Linked DNA regions of Homo sapiens: region 2 is linked to region 1. Evidence: chromatin loops called from intact Hi-C (ENCODE). Cell type or tissue: endothelial cell of umbilical vein. All regions are shown on one strand. Links, peaks and the distances in the headings refer to the core of each region. The heading gives the core; the rest is flanking DNA. Region 1 holds the start of LOC105374005 (a long non-coding RNA gene). Region 2 has its middle 190 kb from the start of LINC00973.

Region 1 (10,105 bases), core at 1,700-6,699:
TATTGGTAAGAGAGACTGGGGTGACATTTATAAGTCCTTTATGTAACATTTTATAGCTTTACACATAATTCAGTAATAAGAGGAAAAAGAAGAAACATTCCATATTTTCTCTCAAAATTATTTAGTCACATATATTCTTAATAGAATTCTTAAGAGAAATTATCAATTTTCATGAAATGACCTTAGTTATACCTTTGGTATAAGGATATTTTAAATTATATTAACAGTTTCATATTATAGTTATTGATAATAATGACAAATAATTCTCCAAAATATTCTAGCGGAAAACTGGAACTTTATTCCCTTTTTCATATACTCAAAGCATCATTCACTTCAGTTATTGCTATCATAACTTACAACTCAATAACGATTGTTGTGGGCAGCAAGCCACCCAGGCGCCGAGGCAAGAGACCAAGGACACGAGCTGTTCCAGTATAATAAAATATAAAACAAGAATAGTTATACCAGATATAGATCTTAGATATGATTATATATGAATATCATTAATCATTAGTTTCTAAACTATTTATAAGAGGTAACTAATACATAATAAAGTGAGCAGATGAGGTGCAATAATATCTCATCCATATCTATATCTATAGTGTTTATCCTGTATCTCAGGAATAGCAGTTAACAGCACAACTCAGAATAGAAACCCCAGTGTGAACCCCAGCCTAAGTTTCAGGTTGAAGCAGAATTAACTGACTAGAGTGGATGAGTGGAGTTGGTCTTTATTATTAGTGATCTGAATTTTTTTTTATTAAATACAATCACAACCATTCATGTACGGTGCCAAATCTTGTGCTAAGCCCTTTACATAGAATTTCCTCATTAATGATTATGTACTTGAAGCTCTAAGAAGTAGATCACACATAAGTAGCAAAGCCAAGAGTTGAACCCAGGCTCTCTGAGTCCAAGGTCAAGATCTTAATCTCATATGTAAATAGGTAGGTAAAAATTTAAAAAACTCAGGAGTTCAAGGCTGCAACGTGTTATGATCTTGCCACTACACTCCAGCCTAGGCAACAGAGTGAAACACTGTCTCTAAAAAAGCAAAAACAAAACCACACCATATTCTATCCCTTAATACATTCTAATAGCCAGAAAACTAAATGGTCAATTTCAAATAGGCAATTTGAAAAGAAGTACAAATGACTCTGAAAGTCAGAAAAGCTGTCGAATCTCTACTAATCAGGAAAATATGAATTGAAACAGCAATGTATTATCTGTTTTATCATCCATTATATTTGGATGTAAGTGTTAAAAACATTAACAATATCTGTTTTGGGTGAAGATGCTGATCTTGCTATTTCCTGTTATGTTCTGGAGATTTTGGAGAGGTGCCTGTCTCCCCTTGTCCTGGCAGCCTGTGACACTGTTATCACATTTCCCTCCCTCTGCTAACACAGAAAACCCCATGGCTAGCCCCACTATGTGTGTTCTAAGTTGAAGGAAGATATCACATCTGAGTTCCCTTTCTACTGAATCAGAAGCCTCTAGCAACCTCTACTCCTTCATTGTGACAAAGTAGCAGTGGGGTTTCAAGGTCTGACTTACCTGGCATTTATTCCAGTTCCAAGACTACCACATGCACCAGCACCTGTGCTGCAACCCTGCCCCTGAGGTCACTTCTTTTTCACATTCCTTTCTATCGATTTTGCAAGGCCCATTCCTTGCTGCTTAATCTCACTTCCTCTGACTTAACCCATTTCCTGTCTAGTACCTGTTTGCTCCTCCCTTCCTCTGGCACTCAATGTCCTTGTCTGCCTTATTTATAGTGTCTGCAAGATCTTCCTTTTCCCCTCCAAGCTTTCCTGGCTACCCTTGTTCCGAAGACCTGAACACCCTAGTTTCGCAACTTTGGGAATTCAACAACCAGTAAATTTTTTGTAAAATGTAGAGAATTGTCAGAAAACTGCCAAGTGTCAATTTTGCCAAGTTGGCCCATCAAAAATAAGAAATACCATCTATCATCACCCTCATTTTGTGAACAACAAGCATTTTAAGTTTAAAAATGGGGAAAGGTCATAATCTCAGACAATAAAAGTGTTTCTCAAAGAATACCAATTAAACAACTTTGGGTAGAGGAGAACCCTGATGTGGGGGAGGGATCTATGACTAGAAGAAGCTGATGTATTAGAAAACAGTCTGTCTGTCCAGCACAGGGATCCTCTTGGAAGTCAAAGCAAAACCACTTTTTGCAGCCCATCCCCACATCCTCTCCCACCTCAAGGTCCCTTGCTTGAGTTCCTCATCTGCTTATGCTAAAGGATCACATTAGCTGCTCATCTCTCTCAGAAAACACCATGCATCAACAGCTGCTGGCAAGCCACGGTGGAAGTGCCAGCAAAAAGATGCTCACTCATGCCTGGAGTATGCTGCTCTCCATCAGAGACACTACATAGACCCCTCATTGTGTTCTACAGCTTAGGGTACTTTAAGCCCCTCCCAAAGAGTAGAGTTCTTGACAGGCAGAGAGGCTGTGGAGGTGTGGAGGAAAAGCCTCAGCAGAAGTATTAGGGTGAAACTAGACAGTGGTGTCCCTATAGTGCTCATTTCATCAAGGATATGTAACTGTCCATAGAAAGGTTTTTAGGGCAATCACTGGCACGTACTTCAGGGTAAGATTTTAAATCCAAAGTGTTCTAATTATGGAGAATATGTTTAGGTGAACATAGTTCTTGAAATGCAGCTCTTTTCTTATAATCAAGTAAATTTTATTATTCATCCTGATTACTCATCAAAAATTTGTTCCAAAATCACAAGCTTAAGTGAATAAATGGCTTTTTTTGTTGTTATTAAATGCCTAGGTTCTAAGGTGTCAACTACTAGGTTCCAAGGTTTCAGTCCTCTCTTGTTATCAGTGGGGGATTGGTTTCAGTAGCCCCCACAGATACCAAAATTCGAGGATGCTCAAGTCCCTGATATAAAATGAGATAGTATTCGCATATAGCCTATGTACATTCTCTCATAATCTTTAAGTCACCTCTAGAGTAGTTATAATATCTAATACACATAAATGCTATGTAAGTAGCTATTATACTGTACTACTTAGGGGATAATGACAAGAAAAAAAGTCTGTACTATTCAGTACAGATGCAATTATTTTTCCGAATATTTTCAATCTGCATTTGGTTGAATCCATGGGTGTGGAACCGCAGAAGTGCTAGCAGATTTTGACCTGCATGTGCTAGCAGTAGAAATATCCTCACCCTCTGACTCAGGGCATCAAATCTTATACTTCTTATCAGGAAGCAGTGAAAGGAAATGGAAGGAACAGAGATAGGCCCACGGCCAAAAGGGCCTGAGTTATGAAAAGAAATTGGTCAACTTGGTCTACATGAGGATATCTGGGAAGGACAAACTGCATAGATGTCCCGCCTCCCCACGTGCCAAAGAAATATTAATGGTGTATTTGCTCCACTAACATTTGGTAGCAGAGGCAGTGTCTTGCCCCAGGCTTATTGCTAAATAATACAGAAGCTAGAAGGAAATGTAAGAAGAAAGTTGGGAATGTGAAACATGTGGTGAGGTCAGGACACACACACCCACATGCCCACACAACACATGACTATGTGGTTTTTTTCTATCACTGTGAACACAACTGCCATTTCTGTCACCATCATTAATTAAGAATGAAAATTCTTAAAACTTGCTGCACCATTCATCTGTAGAGCTAAGTAGGATTATTCCGGGCTTTCAGCCCAAGTTTTCTAAAAGCCTAGCTGATTAAAAGGCATTAACATTTGTGTTTTGCCAACACTGATTATACTGATTGCTGGCAAGTGTTTATGTGATAACCAAGACCTAACAAGAGAGATGCAGAAAAGCACAGTGAGCATAACACTCGTATATAAGAGATACCCACCAGTTGCTGAAGTAATCGCTTCTTCCTTGGCAAAGGAAGAAAGTTAACTCATCGTGGTCTTCAAGGCACCTTCTAGGGCTAACATTTTATGACTCTGTTGAACAGAAAACTTTTCAGAAGGCATCTGCCGAATAACATGAATAAAAATGCTTCAAAGGCTAGTTACAAATTTTAAGTACTCCATACTCTATTTTTGCCTCTTTTCCTTCTGTTTCTTACCCTGTATTCATTTTTCATTAATATTGCTAAACAAAGAGGAGAGAAAGAGAAGTTTTATTAAGTCAAATTTGATGGGATAGAAAGTTGAAGTTCTGAGATTATGCACAGAATTTTCCCACGTTTAGATTCTCTGAAATATGTCTTTCTTCAGTGGCTTTGAACAGGAAGAGTTAGCTGTGATTTGAACCTTAGCAAGCTTAAAGATTGGTTGTAAAAGCACCTCTAAAGGAGAATGCTGGCAGAAAATGCAATGAACTTCTGCTAGAGACCTCAACACAGCTGAGAATCTGGAAATTTGTGCTATTTGTGATAAGAATTTAAGCAACCAAAAGTCTTTTGTTTTTTGAAAATGAAACAAAACAAAAAGCAGCGACTTGCAAGTATACAGGAAGCTTATCTCCTTCAGTTCAGGAGTATTTGTTTGCCAACTAAGGGTTACTTTTCACAAATGTAAAGTTAAGTCAACAACTTTCTTGGCATTTATGACACTATATATAAAAGAGCCTGTGAAATATGAAATGAACTTTTCAGGTTTTGAAATTGATACACCAAGATTAGGAAAATAAACCGTTTGATGAGTGTTTTGCTGGCTCATTTAAACTACATTCCCAGTCATAACTCTTGATTTCCCAAGCAAGGAAACAGAAAGAGAAAGAGAACACAGTATGTTCTGAACAGAACTGAGTGCTCCTTGCATGACTTAGGAGTTAGATCCACGTGAAACATTTATGCTTACCATTACTTACCACTCCCATTGTTACTATTATTAATGTTGTACATTAGAATTAAGTAGTTTCCAGAGTGCTTTCATATATTTTTTTCTCATTTTTACATGACTTCCCAATACTGTGATGTAGATTAAACAGGAAGTATTCAGATATATTAAGTAATTTAGCATCCATCACCATTATCATCACCATCATCATCATTTAATGAGCACTTACTATTTGCTAGGCCCTGCACTCAATGTCTTATATGAATCATCTCAGTTAATCTTCACAACAATTCTATGCAATTGGCATTATTATTGTCTGTGTTTTATAGAAGAGAAAACATGGTTGATTGGGAACTGGAATCTGGAGCTTATGAGACCAATTTCAGTGTTCTCTCCATATTGTTTTAATAAGAGTTTAAAAAGAACAAAGAGAATCCTAAAGTTTCCAGTTCATTTCATATCAGTTTCTTTTAGACATAAATAAGACAAGAAAGAGACCATGAAAAGAAGGTTAAATTTTCAGCCTCTTCCCAAAATAAATACTTACAAAAATGCAATAGGCAAAAATATTTGCCATATCTTTTGGAATTTTGTAAATTGCAATAAACTTGCAATTCCACTGTATTTGCAGCTAAATGCAAAATTCTACATTTAATCCTGCTACTGACCAAACCATGTCTTTTTGTTAAAAAAAACAAAAAAAAATGTCTCTGTTAAAAAGCCTGACAGTGTGGTGTAGCCTACCATGACTGATAAAGCTCTTGAGCTTCCAAACCAGCCTGGTTGCAGCTTGGTTGGTCTTTAACTAGGTCAGATTCAATTTCCACTCAGTAAGTCTTTAATCAGTGTCTACTACATGATTGGTGTCAGGAGATGTGGAAGTAGACAGAACACTGGTTGTTTCTGCTCTTCTGAAGCTTACAATCAGACCAAGACAGATATAAGAGATGAATTATAGTGTAGTTTCACAACAGAAGATTTATCCTTGTCTTGGGACTTACAGGCACCTTCCCTGAAAAAAAAAATGGCATTTAGATGATACCTGAAGGAATGCCATTAGTCTGATGGAGAAATGGCATGAGGACTAGGAGACATTCACAAACTTAAGCAAAATTTACATCCCCCATGAGATGAAGGAGTTTTCCATAACCTACTACAAGGTAGAGGTTTTGAAAGAGAAGAGGTTAATATATAAAAAGTCAATCTTTAAAACATTTTCCTTGGTCAAGAATTCTCACTCTGAAGAACCTAGTTTATAACTGCCTATTCTGGAAGGAGGGTGAAAGCAACACACTACTGATGGTATCTTAGCTAATTGCAATAATGGTTTCATCAGCATCAGGGAAAAAAAGTAGGGTATGTATTTAAAAGCGCATAAGACAAGAAAGTACAGATTGAAAAAACTGATTGGAGAAGGAATAAAAATAGAGAAAAGGGAGGAATACTCTAAATTAAATAGAATTATAGTAAGAAAAACTAAAAATTTTACTATGATGAGCTCTCAATTACTTGCACGTGGCTGGAATAATTTACAACATATCATTCCATATTCATTTATACTGCACTTGGGACTACAAGGGAAGATTACATATTTGAGCAGATTCACTTTCCTATGTTTTGCTTAAGTTGGTTAAGACTATGTATGGGAAGCAAAAATACAGTAGAATCCTGGATTATTTTCCCTTCCCTTTGAATGTGAATTCCCAATTCACTTTAAAAATTATGCTTTTGTTTTGGATTGCTGAAGACACCAACTGACAGAATAAGAAAGCTGCCCATTGAGTGCTAGGAAAGGAAGAAACTGATAGCTTTCCAGAAGTAATCCATGCACTGAATAACCTCTATTTGTCCACCTCTATACACACATCAATCTTTTCCACCCTGCTCTGTGCTCCAAAGGTTGACCTGCATCAAGGAGCCCCTTGAGCTTTCAATTGGGTGTGGTCAATGGGAAGCACCAGTAGGAGATAAGAGAATGAGAGACCTATGAGATTAATGTACTCTACCTTCCCTGGGTGGTTTCCACTAAGGCTGCTCACACCCTCAAAAATAGTCCTGCATTAATCTCTCCTTAATGGCCTAAGCTTAATGTGCCATCTCTTTCCTCACCCCCAAAAATGGAAAAAGAAGTGCAATGCAAGGTTAAGGCAATGATGATAGACAAAGAAAAGGTATATTTATGAGATAGTATGTTAGATTAAGAAACCCATTTGAAAACATCTTTGAGAGATGTCCATTGTTTTCCTCTCATACCAAGAAGAGAGAGAACACCACATTAGAAGCAAATGAAAAAAGAGACAGCCAAACTATTTTGGACTGTGATTCACAATAACCCCTGAGGGATGGGGCATTTGGAGGAACTATTTGGGAGGAGTTGAAGATAAGCACATTGAACATTTCTGTAGCCTTTAAAAACAATAGTGCCTTCTAAATACTTACCTATGCAAATCTCCAGTGCCCTTTTCCCTCTTTGCCCAGGCTTAAGTAAACCAAGCCAAGATGACGTCAGTGGCCTCATTCTCACCTTCTTTCCTAAAGTGAATATTTTATAAGAATAGCTACCAATTTAGTAATCTTTTGCATAAGTATCAAGTTACAGACCTCAGTCTGCTGATGGTATAATGAGAAATAATAATTTCTTATCTCTTTACAACCACTGTGGTAAAGTTCTATTGGCTTCATCTCAGTTGTATACATTAAAAAAATACAATTTAGCTAGATGATAAATACTAACAAGTGAATCTCTCTCTAATATGTTTAAATCAATCATCAAATGTTTATTAACTACCTCTGCATCTTAGAGGGAAAAGAAGATATTACACTTCTTGAGGTAAAGCTGCTTATTTTAATGTCTCCCATCTTCCGGTGTTACTCCTTAAATAACAATGACAGCTAAATTATTTTTTCTCAGCCCAAGAATAATGCGTTGGGCTTCCTTTTTAATGACAACAATCTCTTTGTTGCCAAATGCTTCACGTCTTAAATAATGGCTTGGATCTTGGCTGCAATTACAAGATAAGCTTTTTTCTCATAACCTTTTCACAATAGATTTTCATCATCTCATTTATAAAGAAAATCAAAATTTGCATTCAACTTTAAGCTCTTGTGTCTAAAATTGGACACACCACTGGCACGTTTAGACAGTATTTATAAAGGAATAGAGTTTGCTTTAGAAGTTTTTATTTTTATTTAATTTTATCTCTAAAGGAAAAGAGAAGGAAAAATCTAATTGAAGTTAATAAAGAGCCAATAGAGGTTGAATGGCAAAGTGGCAGAGTAACTTAAAAGTGAAGACAATAAATATATTTCTATTAAGTAAAGTGTGCTAAGTCCAAGATATTCCCCAAAAAATCTATTTACCTTACAACATTTCTCAGTAACATCTGAGATCCAGATAATATGGCCCTACATGGATTTGATGTATAACAAAATGCATGTTGCCAGGTAATAAAGGCCACCATACCTATGAATTTGACACGGTGAGTGACATCTTCATTGCTCTGAATAAACCTCACAATAATAGCCATGGTCTAATAAAATCAAGATGTACCTAGGAGTTAGCAAGAAACTTCTTTCAGGCAAAGTTGTCAGTTCAATTTTTCCAGAACCCAAGCTGGGACTTTGTATAACCTGAGAGTAAACATCCCTCAGGCCAGGACTTGAGAAATACCAAACTCTAAACTTGCGGAGAAGTGTCTGTTCCTGATCCGGTGTTCCAGCTTCCTGGCTTGCTCTAAATGTCTCCTTCCTTCAATATTAGGCAAGTATTGCCAGCTTTTATGGTAGGTGGGATTTGCCCATATTACAGTCTGAAATCAGAGAAAACATTCAAAACTAAATGAGACAATGGCTAATTCAAAGGCAACATCTGTGGGAAATATGGTTGCAAACTAAGAAGGCAAGTTGTCTATCAGGAGACAAGTGATTCATAAATGTTTCTGGCAGGCACTCACACAGATGGAGTTGTACACACATGCTATTTTTTTTCCACTAAGATTTCTGCCTAACACAGAGTAAGTGATTGCAGGCCTGAGTGAATATGCATTGCAATCTGAAGCAAATGTAATGAACTTTCTGATCAAAGCACAATTGAATCTCTTTCCATGTGGAATTCACAACTCTGGCTTCTTCCTTTCAGTAGGCAACTTGGGGAGATTCTCCACTGAAATGTTTGTGCAGGTGCAAATATTGTGACTTCCCTCCTGGAGGGGATTTCAACCTTGACAGGATATAGAGGGAAGAAAAGTCCTGTGCTTATTTCCCAAGAGCTCTAGAAAAAAAAATGCCATAAATCCTGTTTGGGCCTAGGGTTGAGACATAGAGATGGTCTCTAAGTGAAAACATCACACACACAGAATTTGAGAATGGTGGAATTGGGGTCTTAAAAGTTCACAATCCAAACTTCTCATTGTACAGAAACTGAGATCCAAGAAAGTCAAATGATTCATAATTAGTCAATGAGGGAACCAGGATTAGAACCCAGTTGTCTTGATCCCTCTTGATTCCAAGTTTAGTAAGCTTTTTCCCCATTATGACATTGATTTTTTTTTCATTCATCAATTCATTGTCCACCATATGGCAAGCTATATTCTGAGTTCTGGACAAAGAACAAGCAACAAGACAGATAAAAGTTCTACCTCAATTAGTTTACATTCTTGTGGAAGAGATGAACAAAATTTAGATCAACAAATAGATAGTATCATGTCAGGTGGGTAAATGCTGCAAGGAGAATAAATGAAGGTCAAAGGATAGAGAATGATGAGGGGATGCTATACAAAAGAGATTAATCAGCCTGGGCATGGTGGCTCATGTCTGTAATCCCAGCACTTTGGGAGACTGAAGTGGGAGAATTGCTTGAGGTCAGAAGTTTGAGACCTGCCTGAGCAACATAGCAAGATCCCATCTCTATAAATAAAAAATTAGGCAGGTGGAGTGGCAGGAACCTGTAATGCCAGCTACTCAGGAAGCTGAGCTGAGAGCATCACTCAAATTGGGAATTTGAGGCTGCAATGAGCTATGATAGCTCCAGTGTACTCCAGCCTGGGTGATAGAACAAGATCTTGTGTCTAAAAAAAGAGAGAGAGGTGAGGGTTAATCAAAGGAACTGTCTCCAAGTGATATTTAAGCAGACTCTGAATGAAGTAAGGGTGCAAGCCACACAAGCAATGTGGGAAGAACTGTCTCACTGAGAGAACAATATGTGCAAAGTCCAGGAAGCTGGAATGAGCTTAGCGTGTTTTTGTATGGCTGTCATGGAATAAATGAAGGTGAGGAGGAGTGAAGAGGAGGGCAGAGAGGCCACT
Region 2 (10,105 bases), core at 2,913-7,912, 440 kb before region 1:
ATTCTCAGGTGGAAAATTGCTGCTCCACTTTTTTCTGGGTTTTGGGTGACATAGTAAATAAAAGGGAGGTGGGAAAATTCTCAATTTAAATTGGAACTAGATGGCTTACATTTGAATCTGAGCTCTGGTAGTTATGTGTGACTTTGGACAATTTACTTAAACTGTTTGTGCCTCAGTTTCCTTATCTGTAAAATTCCTCTAATATTATAACTTCCTTCATTGAATTGTTTGAGGATTAAATAAGATGTTATAGGTAAATCATAATATGGTGCATAGAAAGCACATAATACATTTTTTATTATTTATTCCATTAATAAGAAATTAATTCAGCTATAGACTTCAGTTTTAAAGTGTGGGTATACCCTGAATGTTTAAAGCTGGTCAGTCCTTCCTACTTACGGTTTAGTTGAATTATGTCAAACAATATATTTAAATATTTTAAGCACTTCAATGTGCCAGCTGTGGAACTGAGGGCCATCCTTGTAGTATCTTCTCTAGTCCTGAAAACAATCTTACTATGTGGACCAATTATTCTTAGTGTATATATGAGGGAAATGAATCTTAAAGAGGTTACATACCTGTCTAAGGCCATTCTCATAGCTAAGGGGTGCGAGAATGGAATTTCTAAGTAGAATTTGGGCCATACCTCTTCTCAAATAGCCTACAGTGGTTATAATTCAGGATAAATCATTTTTACTGGGATGTGAGAAGGAAGGTAGAATGAAAAGTTAGAAATCTTGAAAAATTAATTCTGAACACCTTGAGTTTCTAAGAATTGAGAGAGAAGTCTTTTCACTTCCAATAACAAACTGCCCATTTTGCAGTTGTGACTAGGATTATAAGGTTGCCTACATGCCATGTGCCACCAAAGTCATCTTTTCCACAGCAAATTTCCATAGGGTGATGTTATGGGGGTTATGTTTAGTATCTCTGGGAAATTTAAAAGGATAAGTAATTTTAAATAACAATGAGTAATAATAATTGGACTGGAAATGTAAAAATTAACTGCAGACATAGGCATTATGCAAATACATACTTTTGTTTCCCTAATAATTCTCAAATACGTTTTTAATTTTTAAGAGCATTAGCATTTTCCCTGTAGTTAAATTAAAAATTTTCTGCTTTTAAGCAGATTCCATTTTCATATTCTTGATCTGGCTTTCTTCTATCATACCTCCAGTAAACTGACAATCTACTTATATATTTCTAGAAACTAGAGACAAAACTTCTTAATATTGCTTTTGCTCCTTATTAAGGACAAGACTGGCAAAATTTGTATGTTTCTCTCTCATGTCCTTTTACCACTGTCATTCTTCTCCTTGTCCTGTTGTCCTGTGCACATCTCCCCACTTCCCTGGATAAGAGCATAGGTAAAGGTAAAATGAGAGCTGGTCAGAACTTAGTGGCCTTTGGGTCAATATATTGCTCAACCCATATTCTTTTACTTCTGTATCAAATGAGCTGAGGGAAATCCTAAAGATGACACAAGGAGCTTCCATGGCTACAGAGCCTCCATATTCAAGTTCAAGGTAAGAATTAATTAATGTTAAACTGATATAATGCCTTGGGTTTAAGGATTTTTTCCCTAAAGGGTTGGACTAGGTCATTGGTTCCTAACTTGAAGGCCCCAGACTTCCTCCCTACCAGATATTTGCAAAGAATAAGGACTGTTATTGACAGTATGTTAAAAAAAAAACTCAGAAATCATACATTCAACAAAAGACAACTAAAAATTCAAGTTTCTTTGTTTTATATTCAAAGCATCAACATAATGTTTGTGTTAGCATGGGTCCTAATCAATAGCTCTGATTAGAAGCTTTATTTTTATAAGTTAAAGGTGTGAAAATAATTATTAATACACAAAGTTTGCTTGATGGACACTCTCATAGCTTAAACTACCACCTATAGTTTCATGCTCATAAACATTGTACTCTTAAGATCAATCTCTCTGTCAGTTCCCAAACCAAATATCCAACTACCCAACAAATCGAATCAACCCCCATATGTTATATTGTTCCTTTGAACTGAACTCTTATTTTTCCTCTTACTTCCTGACCCTTCCTCTGGCTTCCCTACTTTCATTAACCCATCACCCTCTTGTCAGGTCCCAAGCAGGGCATTATGGAATCACCCTTAGTTTTTCATCTCCCCCTTTCTCAAACGCAACCATATAATTCTGTCACTTTATTTTATTTCAGAAATATGTCCTATTTATGTTTCTCCAAGTTCATGTTCATGCCACATCCTTGGCCTAGGTCCTCCACTCATAGTTGATAGTATAGTTGGTAATGTTGAAAGTAAGCCCTAAATTCTGTTCCTGACTCCTGGCTCTTCCCTGTGAAGTGTGCTCAACCCATGTTCACCACAGATCTTATCGTGGTACTTTTATTTATAAAATCTCTTCCATATTACTCAAAGAGCAAATCCAAAGTCCTTAGCAAGGATACAAGGTCTTTAGATATATAGCCTCAATCTAATAAACTGCTCTTTTCCTGTGGCTTCTGATCCATACCTTGTATTCCACACTCACTGAAAGATCTATACCCACTCTCATGTCTGTATTAGCTTCCTTAGCTGGCACTGCTCCCCTCTACCTAATTTGTCTTATTAACTTCTACTTTTTTTTTTTAAGACCCAACTGATTATCATCTATCTTTAGCTTTTCCTTCAGCCATGATTCCTCATTTCTTTTCATTGTACTCTCACTATATCATTCTATTCATGTATTCATCCATTTAATAATCCATTGGTTGATATGTCTATCCATTCATTTGTCCATATATTCATCCCTCTAGTCATCCACCCAAATATTTGTTGACTTTCCACTATGTGTTCTAGTAACTGATGATACAGCAGAGAATAATACAAAGTACTTAACCTCATGATTTTTATACATTCTAGTGTGAAATAAATAATAAGCAAATAAATGTTAAAATAATATTACTTCAGGTAGTAATCAGTGCCATTAATAAAAATAAAGCAGTTTAAGAATATAGAGGGTAGCAGAAGTTGGGGAGTGTTACTATAACAAAATAACACAGACTGTAATTTATAAAGAACAGAAATGTATTGCCCACAGTCCTAGAGGCTGGAAAGTCCAAGATTAAGACATTGGCAGGTTTGGTTTTCCAGTGAGACCTACTCACTGCTTCCAAGAGGGAACCTTGTTGATGCATCCTCTGGGAGGAGAGGAATGCTGTGGCACACATGGCAGAAAGCAGAAGGGCAAGCTAGCCAAATGCTGCTGGAAACCTCTTTTATAAGGGCATTAATTCCATTCATGAGGGAGGACCTCTCATGACCTAATCACTTGTCAAAGGCCCTCCCTCTTAACACTATCACATTGGCAACACCTGAATTTTGGAGGGAACACATTCAAACCACAGCAGGGAGGCTGGCTGCATTAAATCAAGAGGTCAGGGATGGTCTTTCTAAGGAAGTGATAATTGAGCTGAATTAAGAGCAGTAGCCATGCTGGTAAACTTCAAATGGATTGGATTTGGGCAATGAGGGAAACAGGAATGAATGATGAAGTCTAGGCTGGAGACATGGGCAGCTGAGTGAACAGTGGCACCATTTCCTGAGATGAAGCAGATTGAAAGGGCGTAAGATAGAGGATAATATGTTTATTGTACAGTTATTTAATTACAGATTTACATCTCACATTAGTTTGTGCATTCCTTGCAGAGTTGTGACATGTTTTCTTTATTTTTGGACTAAATAATAGTGGCAAAATATTTAAAAATAAGTAGGGGAGAACTATGGGGGGAGGAGGCTCATAAAAAGGCCACTACATGGCAAAAACATGTAGGACAATTTTACTACTTTATTTCTAGAGTCATTTCTAGCTCTACAATTGTGTGGTCTTAAGTCTTAAAATTTCAAGATAAATTACCCAGTCATTGAAAATCAGGTACTTATTACCAACAGGTATTCAGAATACTATTCCTCATATACAAAAATATTGCCTTGTTCTCTAGAAGTTTTCAACTTAAAATAGCATCCTCAATATTGATCAGAAGAGCAAATTGGAATACAAATTAATAAAATAGCAAAAAAATTCTTAAATATGGTTAATATTAGAGAGGTCTTGAAGCAATACTATAAGCTCAATGCCATATTTTTATGACATCTTTTTGATTACTCACATGATCTATCTCTCTTTCAAACATGGATCACACTTGTGGATCATTTATCATGTTCTAAGGAGGCAACACATAATCATAGGAATAACAGAGGGAATGGAAAATAGAGCCTAGTGCCTCTTCTACCACTTACATTGGGAAATCAATTTGAGATTTCCAAACCTCATTTTCACTGACTAAGAAATAGGGATAATCATACAGGCCCTAAACATTTCATAGGGTTATAGTGGCCCTTAGCCAAGTGACTTTGTGGACTTAAAAGTTGTTCATAAATTGTAACGCTTTGCTCATAGTCAAAGTAATCCCTTTTGCTTGTAAAATATTTGGCATTTCCAAGCACTGCAAAAGCCTCAAAGACATAATCACTATTCCCAAAGAGCTTACCCTGTAGTAGGAGTAATATTAGCATACCCAAGGAACTGTATATCAAGACATAAGAGAGATGCAAAGCAAGATGCAGGAAGTGATACAATTAGTGTCATTTCTCATTGTAATTATTGCTGTACTAATTTATTTCCCATAGAGGTAATAAATTCCTGAATGGTAGAGACCATGTCTTGTCTAATATTATTATATTCCCATTATTGGCAGAAGTTAAGAGCTCAATAAAGATTAGTTATATCAATGAGCCCAAATAAGGAAGCTGGGCTGAGGAACCATTATCACTACATATATAATCTTTTGGTTTATATATATGGTTCCCTTGTTCCCCCTGTGTCTCCTTGCTTTTGGACTTTGGAATGTCCACTTTATGGAACTAAATTAGTTTTCTTGGGCTGTACTCCTTATTCTGGATGTCAGCTTACCCTCCTATAAATATTTCCAAAGACATTCCCAAAAGATATGCCCACCTCAATTTTCCTAAGAGAAGTATATTTCCCATAGATGTTTTAGCAAAGTTAGTTCAACTTCTTGAAGTTTGTGGAAAAGATGGTTTAGAGTTATAATTATTCTTATTCACTGATCTTAGTACATCTTACAATAGCTTATTATAGATATATTAGTAATTGCTTATACTAAAATTCCCCAACACCCCAGAGGAGTCATCAAGAGACATGCTCCCAGGTTATATCCTGACACCTCCAACTTAATCTGGTTAACTGTAGTAAGATTGTTACAGATGCAGGAAACAGCTGCAAAATGACATACTTTGCCCGGAAACTTGGTTTCTATGGTTTTAAGCCAAACTTGCTATCTCTTCTGAATACACACTTTTGTGCAATGATGTCTTTCCCACGTGCATTCCAAATACATGTGCCAATTTTTAAGTATGACTCAGCATGAGTATTGAACTTGCCTGTCTTCACAGAACACATGGCTCAGTCTCATGACAGGTTATACAATACAGAAAGGAATTATTTGATCATTTATGTTATGTCATAATTGTTTCATGGCCATTTAAGATCATGGTGCCCAGAGATATGCCATCAAATAAGTATAACTAGCTGGATGTTTTTGGTTCACGTGAGTTTTGTTGTTGGGTCATGCTGATTTGTGCAAAAAAACAAAAATCATGATGTATTTGGGAAAATTTCCTCTTTCAGAAGTCAGGAGGTCAGGATTCTGGTTCTATCTTTTCCACTAATTAATTTGATAACCTTGGAAAAACTATTTTACCTTTTAAAATCCACTATTATTACTGCTTAATAGAATTTCACTGAGTTTATAATGGTTCTTTCTAGCCAGAACATTCTTTACTGCTAATCACTTTTGGCATTAAATTACATTAGCCTGATTAATTACTTAGCTTAGGAAAAGCAGTGTTTAATAAAATTTTGAATAGCAGAAGGCAGATTATTTGGTGATGTAAATAAAAAGAATGCATTTGTATGTATCAGAAGCAGTCTAAGACTAGAAATTCTAATATATAGAATAATTCCAATAAGAACAATTCTAATTAGTTGTCCCTTAACTAAGAAACTAAGGGACTTGTTACCCTACCTAACACATTGTCAAGTGAGACTTGCTATTGTTCCAGAATTGGAAACAGGGATCCAGAATTAGAAGCAGAAGGACACATAGAATCCCCATGTTCTAATAAGGTTACTTAATGAGTACTATTGGGGCCAGACCTTTTCAGGTCTTATTAAAAGATGACCAAGTTGGCTGTTTTACTTCAAACATCACTGTATCCTGACTACCTATCTATATGAGCAGAAACTATACAGACTACAGAAATTTGAGAATAATTGGAGTCTAAGCAGAGATAACTGAAACACTTTTACTTCCTCTACAGAAGCGATAGATAGTGGTTCCTTGAGGAATCACTTCCTTCCCTGAGTCAAGAGATCCAAAGGAGCCAATCCTAGAGATTAGAGGAGACAGCCACTGGCATCTCATTCTCTGTGGGATGTATGCCCAGGTGGATAACTTGCTGAGCTGCTCTCTGTGTGGAATTAAGCAAAAGAAAAGGAACTGGAGAAATATGGCATAAATGAGGGAGGGGATAAAAATGGAGCAGGGGTACACCTCACTCCCCCTGTCATGGCAGGATGGATGCAATACTCATAGGCAAAGTATCTTCCAGGCAAAGGCAACCTAGAAGCAAGAGGCTGTGGGTTGAATGAGTATAGGAAGACACTTATGGAGATTGACAATGTCAATCTAGACCAAATATCCTCAGGCAGAAATTTTAGTTAGAAGACCCAACAAGGGTCATCTAAAGATCCCACTTATGTGTCCATTCGAGGGCCATCATATCAAGATCATCTCACAGAGAGGACTGCTGTAGCTATAGATAAGTAAGAAACGTTTGCTTCCAATCTTTCGTTTCTCCTGTCTGCTTCCCACATGCCACAAGAGAAGGGGACTCAGCAAGGGAACAAAGATGAGTTAATGGAGCACTCCATGCCCCTTCCTTATTCCATATTCTTCAGGCCACAGCTAACTTGAACTAGAGGAAGCGTGGATAAAAGACTAAAGTTTGAAATGACAAATTGGATCGAACTTTTTGATAACTGGAAGTGGCTGGAAAACTATGGAAATTGACTGAGATTTTACAAAGAGGTGGTAAATGAACAGCCCTCCTGGCATAGTGAAAGTCGTTTAAAAAAAAAGCCGAAAACCATTTTATTTCTGTATTCCACTGAATCCAGAATGTTCAACAATCTGGCAGCCAAATTATAATATTCTAATGCTTTGATTCAGAATTTTAAATGTAGGAATCCCGGCTTTGCTTCATATGGTGTTGTTTCTGTCACTATTGAGTGGATATGTGGCTACTTCTAGCTTAGTGTCCAGAATGTGTGGAAATTCATGAAACACTAGGGTCTACAAAAAGGAAAGAACATTGGGTTAATGTTACAAATTATTTACAGAAAATATCTGTACATTTTTTATTGGGAGACAGTTCTCCATGAATACTTTTATATTTTTGTATAGCTCAGGTTTCAATAGCAAATATGTGCTGGAAAGTAGAAATGGTGCATTGCTCCAGAAAGATTTAGAGACTCATCTCTCCAGAGCCACTTGCTTACGTTCCATGGTCAAGCCCTTCCCCTCCATTTCCCAGATGTATTAGTCTGTTCTCACACTGCTATGAAGAAATACCCAAGAGAAGGTAATTTACAAATAAAATAGGTTTAATCGACTCACAGTTCTGCATGGCTGGGGAAGCCTCAGAAAAGTTACAATCATGGCAGAAGGCACCTTTTCACAGGGTGGCAGGAGAGAGAATGAATGCCAGCAGGGGAAATGCCAGACACTTAAAAAACCATCACATCTCCTGAGAACTCACTCACTATCACGAGAACAGCATGGGGGAAACTGTCCCCAAGATTCAAATACCTTCCACTGGTCCCTCCCATGACATGTGGGGATTATGGCATTGCAATTCAAGATGAGATTTGAGTGTGCACACAAAGCTAAAAAAAATATAATCAGAGAAAATTTGGTTGCATTTCAGGGTAAATGTTTCTCTCTCTATGGAGAGGAGGAGGGGCACATGTCCCACGCTATGTAAGTTCTGAGTCATAATTTCAGGTTTCTTCTCCTGTTATACAAACCCCATTGCATGCCCAAATGAATAACTCGTCCTTATGCTGGTAGCAGAAGTGGAGCTAAAATGCTTCTGGTGGGGAAACTGGAGCTAAAATGCTCTATGAGAGCATGTTTTCTGTTAGTATTTATGGCATACACTACATATACATACATATAGACATATACTACATATATATGTGTGTAACATATGTTAATTTTTGTAAATAACAATAAAATAAAGGTATTAAATATTATGATGTTAAACAACTTTATTCTACTCATGTTTATAAAAATTCACATATACAACAAAATAGTCAGTTTTAAGCCCAGAAACTAGTATAAAGCATTTAATATTTTATTTTTACTGTATTATTAAATTTTACAAATTGTTTTGGTAATACTAATAGTTTAACTTGTTTGAAGAATTAAAGTACTTGGTTTGTATTTCTTGGGATGGCCCTAACACATTTGAACAACATTCATTCCGTTAGAAAAATACACTGTAAAGATCTATTATCAAGAAAGAAATTTCGTAAGTATTGAGTGCTATAGATTTTACAGTTAAGGTCTAAACTTGGTGCATATTTTGAATTTTGACCCAGCTGGGTATATCTTTAAGGGTCAGTAGGAAAAATTGTTTTAATGAAGATCTGTTGAGGTTCCCGACAGCAACCTTGGCTGGATGAGCTGGGTTGCTTTAGGTCAATGGCCACATTCCTTACTTTCCTGCCAAATGTAGCACAGAGAGAGGGAGTTGAGGTATGAAACAATAGGAATTAGTGAGGAGGGATGATTTTGAGTGTAGAACATCACAGTACCACTTTTCCTGTCCTCCTGCCTTGCTCCAGGGCAATTGCCCTGGGTCCTTAGCAAGAAGGAGACAAAAATGAAATAGTAGATCTAATCAGATGGAAGATTTCATCTTTTGTGCTGAAGTAGAAGAGATAACACAAAGTAGTATATTTTGTGATCAAGTTGAAGATGGTTCAACAAACAATGAGCTCCTACTGTGGGTAAGGTACTGTGCTAGGCACTCAGGTCTACAAGATGGATAAGATGGAGTTCAAAACTGTGTCTGTGTGTCAGGGGGTGAGAGGGTTGTTGAAAACCAGAAAAAGGATTCCAATGTAAAGTAGTAAGTACAGGGATAGAGAAGCAAAAACTCAGGCATGGGAAACAGTATGGTGTCCAAGGAGAACCACAGCAATTAAATAACAGTAGAACGGCAGTCCTTAATCTTGGCTGCATAGTAGAATCATCTCATGAACTTTTAAAAAATGCCCATGACCAGGCCTGACCCAAGAGAAATCAAATCTGAATTTCCGGAGGTGGGGTCCAGGCACTGGTAATTTTTTAAAGCTTCCCAGGTGATTCTCATTGCATTCCAGTTGAAACCCACTGTAATGGTCATTGAGGGTGAATAAGTATTTGAAAATGCTATGTGAACTACAAAGCCCCACTCCGCTGCCAGACTGAGAGCCCTTTAACATAGAGATCATGTCTTATTTGTCTTTATATCTCCACACTTACCAATATAGGATCTGTCACATAGAAGAAGCATGGTATATATCTGCTGAATGGGTGAATGAATGAATAAATCAACAATGCGAATAAACACATATTGAAGTCTTGAAACAGCATTTAAACAGAAAAAAAAATGATTAAAGGGAAAATATGCACTTACGGTTTATATTCAAACAGAAAGTTTAGACAGGCATATAAACTTATGGACTGATTCAAATTAAGTTGATTTATTGCAACTTTCAAACATAATGTGAATGAACCTTAAAAATATATACAGAAATATGTCCCTGCTTTTGAGTGCTCCAGCTGAGAACATGGCTTGGTGAACAGACAATTTAAACAACAACAGATCCCAGAAAAAAAATTCAATATTTGAAATCAGAACACAGTGGAAATCTTGGAAAGTAATCATGTTTTATTTGGAGCCTCCCATTTTTATTTTGAGCCTCCCATTTTAA

What was found. A loop is a pair of places that touch in the nucleus more often than their neighbours do. Peaks named below come from ENCODE experiments on the same cell type or tissue, not always from the same donor. Only the 100,000 strongest peaks of a DNase experiment are listed, where the experiment ranks them.
Region 2: a loop joins it to region 1, with 9 times the contacts of the local background. A loop is called at or near these places in 6 of 110 quality-filtered maps.

What each region holds. Positions count from the first base shown.
Region 1 is chr3:99,541,650-99,551,754 of GRCh38, forward strand. The region is part of intron 1 of LOC105374007 (a long non-coding RNA gene); the gene reads right to left. It overlaps LOC105374005 (a long non-coding RNA gene), which reads right to left and starts at 6,318. Exons shown (of 5, transcript XR_007095985.1): 1 at 3,869-6,318. In endothelial cell of umbilical vein, for the core only: no CTCF peak of the experiment used is centred there; DNase peaks (open chromatin) are centred at 2,372, 3,302 and 4,502; H3K27ac peaks cover 4,480 bases.
Region 2 is chr3:99,103,348-99,113,452 of GRCh38, forward strand. No RefSeq gene overlaps it. Among named protein-coding and RNA genes, the nearest start is that of LINC00973, 190 kb to the left of the region's middle. In endothelial cell of umbilical vein, for the core only: no CTCF peak of the experiment used is centred there; a DNase peak (open chromatin) is centred at 5,364; H3K27ac peaks cover 1,590 bases.